2 separate regions of the Homo sapiens genome follow, and region 1 is linked to region 2. Evidence: chromatin loops called from intact Hi-C (ENCODE). Cell type or tissue: dorsolateral prefrontal cortex. All regions are shown on one strand. Links, peaks and the distances in the headings refer to the core of each region. The heading gives the core; the rest is flanking DNA. Region 1 has its middle 21 kb from the start of GCLC-AS1. Region 2 has its middle 10 kb from the start of ELOVL5.

Evidence for each region. Hi-C counts contacts between places; a loop is a spot of excess contacts. Peaks named below come from ENCODE experiments on the same cell type or tissue, not always from the same donor. Only the 100,000 strongest peaks of a DNase experiment are listed, where the experiment ranks them.
Region 1: a loop joins it to region 2, with 2.0 times the contacts of the local background. A loop is called at or near these places in 15 of 110 quality-filtered maps.

Annotation. Positions count from the first base shown.
Region 1 is chr6:53,407,828-53,413,204 of GRCh38, reverse strand. No RefSeq gene overlaps it. Among named protein-coding and RNA genes, the nearest start is that of GCLC-AS1, 21 kb to the left of the region's middle. In dorsolateral prefrontal cortex, for the core only: CTCF peaks have their summits at 2,150 and 2,349; a DNase peak (open chromatin) is centred at 2,344.
Region 2 is chr6:53,356,625-53,362,001 of GRCh38, reverse strand. No RefSeq gene overlaps it. Among named protein-coding and RNA genes, the nearest start is that of ELOVL5, 10 kb to the right of the region's middle. RefSeq lists enhancers at 1,623-2,130, 2,131-2,639 and a silencer at 2,391-2,750. In dorsolateral prefrontal cortex, for the core only: a CTCF peak has its summit at 2,526; DNase peaks (open chromatin) are centred at 294 and 2,471; H3K4me3 peaks cover 2,352 bases; H3K27ac peaks cover 3,219 bases.

The DNA.
Region 1 (5,377 bases), core at 143-5,142, 51 kb before region 2:
AGGGCCTATAATGTCAGTGCTCATGCCTTAGAGGGAATCGTTTTAACTGAAGACCTAATCAGAGATTTACCAAGAAACCAAACAGCCCAAGTAGTTTTCAAGTGATATAAGAAATGTTTGAAAACCTATTCTAGAAAAGTGTTTCTCAATATTGGCTGCATGTTGGATTTACATAGAGAACTTTTTAAAATTCAGATGAAATAGCACAACCCCAACTCAGGGGATTGGGCAATATCTAGAAAATTTGCACAAGACTTTTGACCTAGCAATCCCACTTCCAGAACTCAATATCAGAGATACGATGGTACATTTCCCAAGGGAAGTGAGCACAAGGCTATTTATTGCTGTGCTATTTCCAACAGTAAATGCCCAGAAACAACCCAAGTATCCAGAGAGGAAAGAATTAATTTGCCCAAGACAAACCCTGTGCAGGCTAGTCTCCCAGAAAAGGAAAGGGCCTCTTGTGAAGCTCCCTGGAAACCACTGTGACCCTGTGCTTAAGACAATCAATTCTGGTTGACTTAGATTCCAGAATCTCCCTCACCCCCATGATGCTAGTGCTGGGGCTGGAAGTCCTTCAGTCCTGAAAATGCACATGGAAAATCTTGCCACTCATATGCTACCTAATAAAAGAGCTGAAATTGTTAGGCTTGGACGCCAGCCCTCTGATTGCACTATGAGAGGGGGTGGTGATTCTCCCAACCTGGAAACTGATCTGACAGGATAGGACCAGAGACCAGGTGATACCACCCCACATTGCTGTGGCACCCAGGTGTGATCATGGGGGATGGGCCAATACTTCATCTTAAATGCCTCACAACACAAGGATGAGGATGTCTTGTGTTTAGTTCTGTCTAGGATGGACAATGGGACACCAACCCTGTGTCCATGAATGTTTTCTCATGGATCTTGTGCTAGTAAGCCTGACATAACTCTACGTAGCCAATTTATCCATTTTTGCACTCAACTAGTGCAGTGAGCTGGGCATCTGGCCAAGCAGCCACCATACGTTTCTGGAAGGAAATCGCCACAGTTTGAATGTGTCCCCTGCAAAGTTTGTGTTTTGGAAACTTAATCCCCAATGCAACAGTGTTGAGAGGTGGGAGCTTTAAGAGGTTATTAGGGTCATGAGGGCTCTACCCTCATGAACGGACTATTGTTATTGTGGGAGAGGGTTCCTAATAAAAGAATAAATTCAGCTCCCCTTCCCCTCTTCCTTCTCTCCCTCTCACCTTTCTGCCTTCCACCATAGGATGACACAACAAGAAGGCCCTGGCCAATTGCAGTCTTCTCTATCTTGGACATTCCAGCCTCCACAACTATAAGAAGGAAATAAACCTCTGTTCTTTATAAGTTATCCAGTCTCAGTATCCTAATAGAGCAGCACAAAATGGATTAAAGTAGTAATCAACAGATCAGAGATCAAAGTCCAACTAGGTAGCAGGACAAATCCTCTTGGAGCAACATGGCCAGCTGTTGGGATAGTTAATCACTAATTGCTCATGGAAATCCCATAAAGTCTTCAGCAGCAAGAGACCCAGGGAGTAAGGCCTCCTGGAATAGAATTCCTTTGTTGTTATTAATGACCTGGCAGGAGTTTCCCAGGAAGGGGTAGCTTCATTGACGAGAAGGCTGAACCGGCACCCATGATAACAGTACAACCTCCTTGTGATGACTAAAGAATTTTCACTTCAGCCTGACCACTTGCTACTCAAGATACAGGAATGTTAGAGGCAGGCAAAGAACATCCTAAAGACTGAGATAAGGCAGATCCCAAAATTTTTACTACTTTTAGAATAAAATTGTAAAATAGGTAAGATGAAACAAATGAAGCTAAACATATTTTACTTAGATCCATTATCTCATTAAAAGTTACAAAATGGCTATAATCGAATTATTTTATTCCTTTTTCATTTATTAGTTAGAATTTTTCTATAAAGAACTTTTCTTCATCCACTCCTTGTATATCTTGAGGTACAGTTCATACGAGAAAGACAGAGAAATTCTAGGCTTATCTCCTTTCCTGCTCCAGACTTGGACTGTTCATTTCTCCAAGGAGCTTGGGGATTTTTTTGGTGAGAAGCAATGTTTAGAGACTACAGTCTGGGCTTAAAGGTGCCATTGCTCCCAAATTGATTATTTTGTATAAGCCTTTTCTGTGAACAGTTAAGAAATATGAAGTTTTTTAGAGGAGAAAATGCAGACAGTCCCCGACTTGGTTCTCAGCTTTACAATGGTGCAAATGCTATACGCATTCAGTAGGAACTGTCTTTGAATTTTGAATTTTGATCTTTTTCCTGCGAGCAATATGTAGTACAATTCTCACTCGCAATGCTGGGTGGCGGCAGTGAGCCACAGCTCCCAGCCAACCACATGGTCACAGGGGTAAACAGCCGATACTCTACAGTGTACTACTGTGTTGCCAGCATTTTTTGAATATTGAGTCTTGTGTTTCCACATCTTACCATGTCTACAAAATGCCCATCCGTGTTCTCCTGCTTCTGATAAGAAGAGGAAGGCAAATTACTTCTGAGTTTCTCAAGATAAAACTCAAGAGTAATTGCCCAGCATGAACGTGACAAGCCAGTAATAGCCACTGCATTTGAATTAGGACTTTCACATCCACAATCTCAACCATCTCAAAGGATAAGAAGTGAATCAGTGATGCAGTGAAATCATCCATATTGGTTAAATTCACTGTTGTTAGGAAGAAAAGAGCTGCGCCAACTGATGATATGAAAAAATACTTGTCACATGGATGGAAGACCAGATACAGAAGTATCAGATATAGTTTAAGTACCACTTAAACCGCAGACAATCCAGGCTAAGGCAAGAATTTTTTTATTTATTTATTTTTTTTTGAGACAGAGTCTTGCTCTGTCACCAGGCTGGAGTGAAGTGGCGCGATCTCAGCTCACTGCAACCTCTGCCTCCCAGGTTCAAGCCATTCTCCTGCCTCAGCCTCCCGAGTAGCTAGGATTACAGGTGCCCACCACCATGCCCAGCTAATTTTTGTATTTTTAGCAGACATGGGATTTCACCATTTTAGCCAGGATGGTCTCGATCTCCTGACCTCGTGATCCACCCGCCTCAGCTTCCCAAAGTGCTGGGATTACAGGGGTGAGCCACCGCACCCGGCCTCTACTCTTTTTTATACACTAAAAAACATTCTGATGATCCCACCTATATGCAAATATTTATAGCAAGTCATGGGCTGTTCCAGTGCTTCAAATGGCTCATAATTTTCATAATGTGAAGATCAGCAGTGAGGCAGCAAATGCCATATTGAATGTCTTAAAGCTTTAAAAAAGAAAAGAAAAGAAAAAAAGAGCTGCATAGGATAATTGTGGATGAGAAATATTTACCAGAACAAATGTTTAATGCCAATGAAACAAACTTTTTCTGAAGTTTGTTTCAGAAACAGAATGTTTGTATGCTGGAGCATACATACATTCATCGCACATCCAAGACAATGCCAAGATTCAAGGCATACAAAGACCATGTAATGCTGCTTTTGCCTGGAAATGTTTCAGAGTTCAAATTAAAGCATTTTCTAATCTACAACTTGGAGAACCCTATAGCATTCAAGAATGTGAACAGGCAAATACTTCCATTTCTTCTCATCATTAAAGAAAGCCTGGATGACCGGTTTTCTTTAAAAAAAAAAAAAAAAAAAAAAAAAAAAAAAAAAACTTGTGAAGAAGAGAAAAATGAGTAAGGAGGAATCTCTAGATTAAAAGAAATGTAAGAGGCGTGTTAACGAAATGCAGTGTATGGATACTACTTAGACCTAATTCAAATAAAACGGCAGCAAAAACTTTTCATAAGATAATTGAAGTCTGGGTGCGGTGGCTCGCACCTGTAATCCCAACACTTTGGGAGGCTGAGGCAGGCGGATCATTTGAGGTCAGGAGTTGGAGACCAGCCTGGCCAACATGGTGAAACTCCATCTCTACTAAAAATACAAAAATTAGCCAGGTGTGATGGCACACCCCTGTAATCCCAGCTACTCAGGAGGCTGAGGCAGGAAAATCACTTGAACCCAGGAGGCAGAGGTTGCAATGAGCAGAGATCACACCACTGCACTCCAGCTGGGCCACAGAGCAAGACTTGGTCTCAAAAAAAAAAAAAAAAAAAAAGACTATTGAGGAAATTTGACAACTGGCAGGTTATTGATGATGTAAGCAATTTTATTTATTGTTTTAGGTATGATCAAGATATTGTGTTTTGAAAACAATTTCTAAAGCTATATATCAAAGAAATAAAAAATGAGATTATATACTTTTTAAATTATTTTATTCCATAAAATAATTTAATAGTTGGAGTGAGGGAGGGAAGTTATAAAAGAAATAAGATTGGTCATGATTTGATAATTGTTTCATCTGGGTGACATGTACATGGGGGAGAGGCCATCATTATACTGTTTTATCTTTATATACACTTGAATTTTAGTAAAAAGGTCTTTAAAAACTTCTAGTGTTGAAACTCTACTCCAGGGATTTGGATTTAATAGGTCTAGCGTGGGGCCCAGGCACTAGGATGTTTTTAAAGTTCCAGGTGATTCTAGAGTGCAGCTGGCATTGAGAACTGCTATTCCAAGCTGAATTTCTTAAGAACAAGAGCTGTATCTTGGTCATTTTTACATCTCAAGCACATTCAACAGTACTAGGCACATAGTAAGGTCCCAGTAAAGTTGAATGTTTAATGAAATTGTAAGGACAGAACTCCAGGACAATGAGAAAAAGACTGAAGAAAAATTATGGCCTCAAATGAAGACCAGGTTAAACAAATTGAGAATCTGTGGCCTGCCTGAAGGCTCTCTGCACCACCTTCTCTCCCCTCTCTCTGTGCTGCCCAATCTCCTCCTTCAATCAAGGGAGAAATTGTCTTTATTTTAGGTCTACTTTATTCACCCTCCAGACAGGCTGGATAAATTCTAATAAACAAGTTTCAGGGGCAAAAAGCATCAGAAATAAGTCTGTTATATGAAAAAAGGTCTTAAGACATCTTTTCTATTTTTAACTTACTGTCTTCCTAGAGTCCAAGGTACCAGAATCAACGAAATTCACTGTTAACTAGCCAACAGATCTGTCATTTTTGCAGGAGTAGACTGAAGAGCAAGAATTATGGAGCTAGGCTTTAAACCCACAGAAGCCTTTCCAGAGAACTGGCATTTCTTTCACTTTGCACCTGTCCATCCAGGGCTGCATCTGCTACCACTTGGCACCTTAGGGGGACAGCCAGATGCAGGTGACTAATGACTGCTGGCAGGGACATCTGAAGCCAGGTCCCTTCCTTTTCAGATAGTTTTTTTTTCCAGCTGCCTGCTGGACATCCCACAACCATTTCAGACTCATCCAAAAGTGACTTCATCATT
Region 2 (5,377 bases), core at 223-5,222:
TATGTGCTGCCTTCCTTTACTAGTTATTCATAGACTTGACTCACTGATGCACCCTACCCCAACTGTAACCTTTTCCTGTGGGCAGAAAAGATTTCTCAGTCATTGTTGTGTGCCTACAGCATGGAGCAGATACACTTGGCTAATCTGTTAAACCAGATTGCGCTAAAAGTCCCATCATAGTTTGCTGCTTTCCCCCCATCAAAGAGCATCCTGTGACCTAATTAACTCAGTCTTTAATCCAACGGCTCTGTACTCTGCTTGCCACAAAGACTGAAGTCCCTGAACAAGACCTGGGCAGCCCTCCAGCATCCTTGCAGGCAATACCTAGCAACCGAAAGAGGTCTTGTTTTGTTTCAGGTCAGCCCAGGGTTACAAAAGTCATCAACTCACGTGACCTGGCACTTCAGAATCTCAAGGAACTCTCCTTCTACCTTTCATAATACTGGCATGAAAACTATGTACTTAACAGAGTTCTCAAAAAACACAACTCATCTCCAAGAGGTGCTAGTACTCGGCTAGATGCAGTTTTTAGCTAAGGACTCCAAAATCATCAGATTCCTTTTCACCTTCCATTTATTGTGGATTGAAATTTCATGATGTAAGGGAGAGAAGTATGGAAAGGGCCTGAGGCAGGAGAATAGGATCTGGAGGCAGGGAACCTAAAGCTGTTTCACACCAACTTCCTAGAACTAAATTAGGAGGCGGGGCGCAGTGGATCACGCCTGTAATCCCAGCACTTTGGGAGGCCAAGGCGGGTGCATCACGAGGGCAGGAGTTTGAGACCATCCTGGCCAACATAGTGAAACCCCGTCTCTACTGAAAATACAAAAATTAGCATGGAGTGGTGGCGCGCGCCTGTAGTCCCAGCTGCTCGGGAGGCTGAGGCAGGAGAATCACTGGAACCTGGGAGGCGGAGGTTGCAGTGAGCTGGGATTGTACCACTGCACTCCAGCTTGGGTGACAGACCAAGACTTTCGTCCAAAAAAAAAAAAAAAAAAAAAAGAAAGAAAAGAAAAGAAAACCCTAACTTTCCACCCCGAAGTAACAAGAGGATCAGAGGCTACTCCCCTTGACATTTTCTGCCAGGCAGTTGGAAAATTGGGAGTTAGCAACAAATCAGACCGATTGCGGGTCCAGTCTTCCTTTGCAACTTTGTAATTTCACTCCAGCCTCTGAATGGTTGTCTACAACCAATCAGACTGATTGCGGGCTACCACTTCATTTACATGAGGTGAGCATGAAGTGGCCAAAGGGAAACAAACCTCTAGAGGGTATTTGAACCCAGGCAGATTCTGTATCCAGGTCCTTGAGCCTCTGCCCTGGTAGCTCCTACACTGTGGAGTGTACTTTCGTTTTCAATAAATCCCTGCTTTCGTTCTTTCGTTGCTTCATTCTTTCTTTGCTTTGCTGGGCCTTTTGTTCAATTCTTTGTTCAAAATGTCAAGAACCTGGACAATTGCAGTCACGACCGTCTACCGGTGAGAGGCCCACACTTTGTCACTTACAAACTATGTATGACCTTGGCCAGATGAATCTCAGCCTGTTTCAACATCTACAACTGGTGGTAATACCCATCTATTCCTACAGACTTGTTAAAAGGATTAAATGATAAGCAGAAATATCTACCAAGACTTTACAAGCAAGCCAAACTGCTTTCTGTGCTTTTTCTTGTTTTTTGTTTTTTTGGGGTTTGTTTTTTTTTTTTTTTTTTTTTTTTTTTATGGTGAGGCAGAGGGAGTAACCTTTGGCGTCAACAGAAAAGCCACTAGGTTTCCTCTTCTTTTCTTCCCTGGTGAGTGATACTTTTTGGAAGATATCTCAGAAGTTTTTTAAAAGCTCATTTATGAAATATAACAAGACACATTTTCAATATCATGGAACTTAGGAGGATACAAAAAGCAAATATAATTTTAATCACAACAGGAGGAGTCTTTTATTGTTTTACCCCCACTCTCGGGCATCCTGGACACGCATTAACAGTCTACAACGGAGGGCTCATTCACGATTATAAAAGACTGTGAAAGATGAGTAACGATTTAAGGCTTCTCTCCAGAGGCCCTTCCCCAGCTCCAGGTTTAGGCTGAACTGCCCACGGGGACCATTTTCTTGCTGCCTAATCTCCCCCTCTTCTCCCGCCCCACGCGGTTCCACCCACTCGCGCGTCTCGGGACTCTGATGAACGTCCTAAACTCCAGCCTGGACGCTCTGGGCTCTGGATCTGAAGGGCGTGGAAGCACCAGAAGTCAAGGCCGCCTTCCATTCTTCCCTCAAGGCCTCAACCACCCTCCGATCCCAAGGTTGCGTGGTCCGGGCCGCACAACCCTCCTCTCCCTAGCTCAGCGCCTCCTCCACCCCCACCCGATGTCCCCAGGAAGGGTCAGCGCGGGGACGAGGTCTGGTCATTGCCCGGGAATTACCCGGCCCGGGAGCGAGCTCAAGGCGGGGAGGGCGCGAGCGTGCTCCTCGCGAGGCCCCGCCCCATCGCCAGATGCGGCGCTGTTGGTGAGCGGTGATTGGTGGGTGCAGCCGCGGAATGAATGGGGTGACCGCCGCGGGGGAGCGGGGCGGGCCCGCCGAGGGCGCGGGGCGGGCGAAAGGAGCCGAGTGGCGCAGGGCTGGCGAGAGGAGCCGAGTGCCGCGGGGGTGGCGGCGGCACCGCCCTGAGCCACAGGCAGTTAACGGTGTCCACGCCGCGCGAGTGGAGGAGGGGGCCCCAGGCAGGCCCTGGTACCCGCGCCTGGCGCGAGTGTGCCCACCGCGTTCCGGGAACCCAGAAGTGATGGTGGCCCTCAAGGGCCTGCGGTCAAGACTGGGGGAAGGGGTTGCAAAGGGAAGCCACGCCCGCCCCTCAGGCCGGTGACAAAGGGCGTCCCCGCCTCTCTGGATCCCTCCCGGGTTCTCGGAGCGCGATGTGCCAAGAAGGCCCGGCTCCTTTGATTGGAATTCATGTCTGGACACCCAGTTTTTTTCTGTCCCTACACCAATACCCCTTTTTGACTCCATATTTTAGATTCAGTCACTCAGGCCAGGTGGCTCACACCCCTGATTCCAGCGCTTTGGGAGGCCAAGGAGGAGAATCGCTTGAGCCCAGGACTTCGAGGCTGCAGTGAGCGGCGATCGCGCCACTGCGCTCCAGCCTGGGCGACAGAGCGAGACCCTATCTCGAAAAACAGGAAGAAAAAAAAGTGTGCGCACACTTTATGCCCGGCACACCCCAGTAACAAGGTAGACTTGTTTCTGCCATCCTGAAGTGTAATAGGGAAGGTAGGAGGTAAAAATGAGTAAACAGAACAACTACAGATTGTGCTAAGTGCTGTGGACAAAGTAAAGTAGTGGCTGAGGAAGAGGAAGTAGAGGAGAAACTGATTTTAGCCAGGTATGGGAAAGACCTGTCGTTTTAAAACGATGACTTCTCAATTGAGACCTGGGAAGAGGAGAGGTGAGCAGTTTTAAGAAGAGGGTATACAGCCTTTGCAAAGGCCCTACTGCTACAATGCCCTTTCCTCATCCTCTTTGACATGTGGATTCCCACAGCACTTTTTTTGCACTTCCTAAGGCACATCGCTTTTTGCCATATATTGGTAAAAAGTTTTATCACCCCAATTCCTAGCACATACCAAGTTCCCAAAGAATAGTCAGTAAATATGTACTCAGCATCCACTGACTTCTAGATTTCTTGCTATGTGCGGAGGATAATTTAACAAGTGAATTCATTCATGAATGAATGTTTTCTGAAAAGTAATTCTGTCTTTTTATGCCTGTTCTATGCATCCACTGTGCCCCCCCTTTATCCCTACTCCGTGTGAATTTTTCTTAACCACAACACAATTTTCTGGGCTTTCAGACTTTCACAGTCTAGTTTCTCCTTGCTTGGCTGATCTAATAAACTAATTGGGTCTACTCATTAGTGAACGAAAGTTCAATGCGTTATCCTCCCCATATAATGTCTGTGTTTTGGTTTGTGTTATAGTAAGCTGCAATACCTTAATTCAAAATAATAAATGAAGTGAGAAATTGAGGCACTTGACTACCCCCGAGTTGAGAAAATGTTTACTGATATCTGGGGGAAGTGGGTTGAGGAATGAGGGTTCCTTACCAGTAAGTTCCCTAATCAGTGAAGCAGCAGCTTAATTTGTTTTCAAAGTCGCTTGCCTTGACCTCTTCTTTTTGAAATTGGGCAACCTATACCCATATGTGTATATGTTTTTCATGATATGAGAAAACCATTTTGGGAAAGGTAAATTCTTGTGACCGGTATATTGACATAGTTATCAAACACTAGGCATACCTTGATTGTTTTGATAAGCAAAGTAAATAAACTTTATTTCAATTAGTCTGTGTCTGATTCTGTTGTAAAAAGTATTAACTATCCCTACATTACAGATTATTCCAAAATCTAGTGGTTTGGAACAACATTTTTTGCCTCAAAGTTTCTGCAGATGAGGAATTGGGGCATTGTTTGCCTTAGCAGGGTTCTCTACCTCAGGATTTCTCACAGACCGCAGTCAAGGTATCCACTGGGCCTGGAGTAATCGCAAGACTTTTCTGGGGAAGGATCCACTTCCAAGTTCACTCATGTGGTGATTGGCAGGATTAGTTCCTCAAGGGCTGTTAGATTCAGAACCTCAGTTCCCAGCTCCCTGTGGACAGGAGACCAACCTTAGTTCCTTGACATGTAGACAGTTCCATAGCACCTTCCTTCATCAAAGTACACAAAGCCAAGAAGTTACAGAGGGAGTGCCAATAAGATAGAGGTCACACCTTCTTTTCTAACAATCTAGGAGGCGACATTCCATCATTTTTGCCATGTTCTGTTATGAACAAGTTACTAGGTCCAACCCACCAGCATGAATATCAGGCGGCAAAGATTATTGGAGCCACGTCAGAATCTGCCTATCTTGTCATTAAAGTACAATAAACTGTGATATGAATTGGGGGCTCCAACATTTTTTTCTTGCACATCCTGAAACAGCCTGTGTCTTATTTGCTATCTTTATCATAAGGAAAGTAAATGGTTTTCTGGGAGTCTAGCTCAATAAACATTTATTGAATGCCTACTATGTACCTGTCACAGCATGCTTGAGGTGCAAAGATGAATGACACATATTCTTCACTTGACTTGGGGAGGAGAGGCAATAAGCAAACAATTACAATATTAATATTATAAATGATAAAAAGCCTGCACAGAATGCTTTGGTCATGGGGAAAGAAGGAAGGAACATATTGTTCTAAGTCACATTCAAGGAAGTAAAAGAGGTCAGGGTAGGTGAAGAGAAAAATAAAAAGATCATGTTTAGATTAAGACTCAGTAAAGGCCAGGTATGGTGGCTTATGTCTGTAATCCCAGCACTTTTGGAGGCCGAGGTGGGCAGATTAC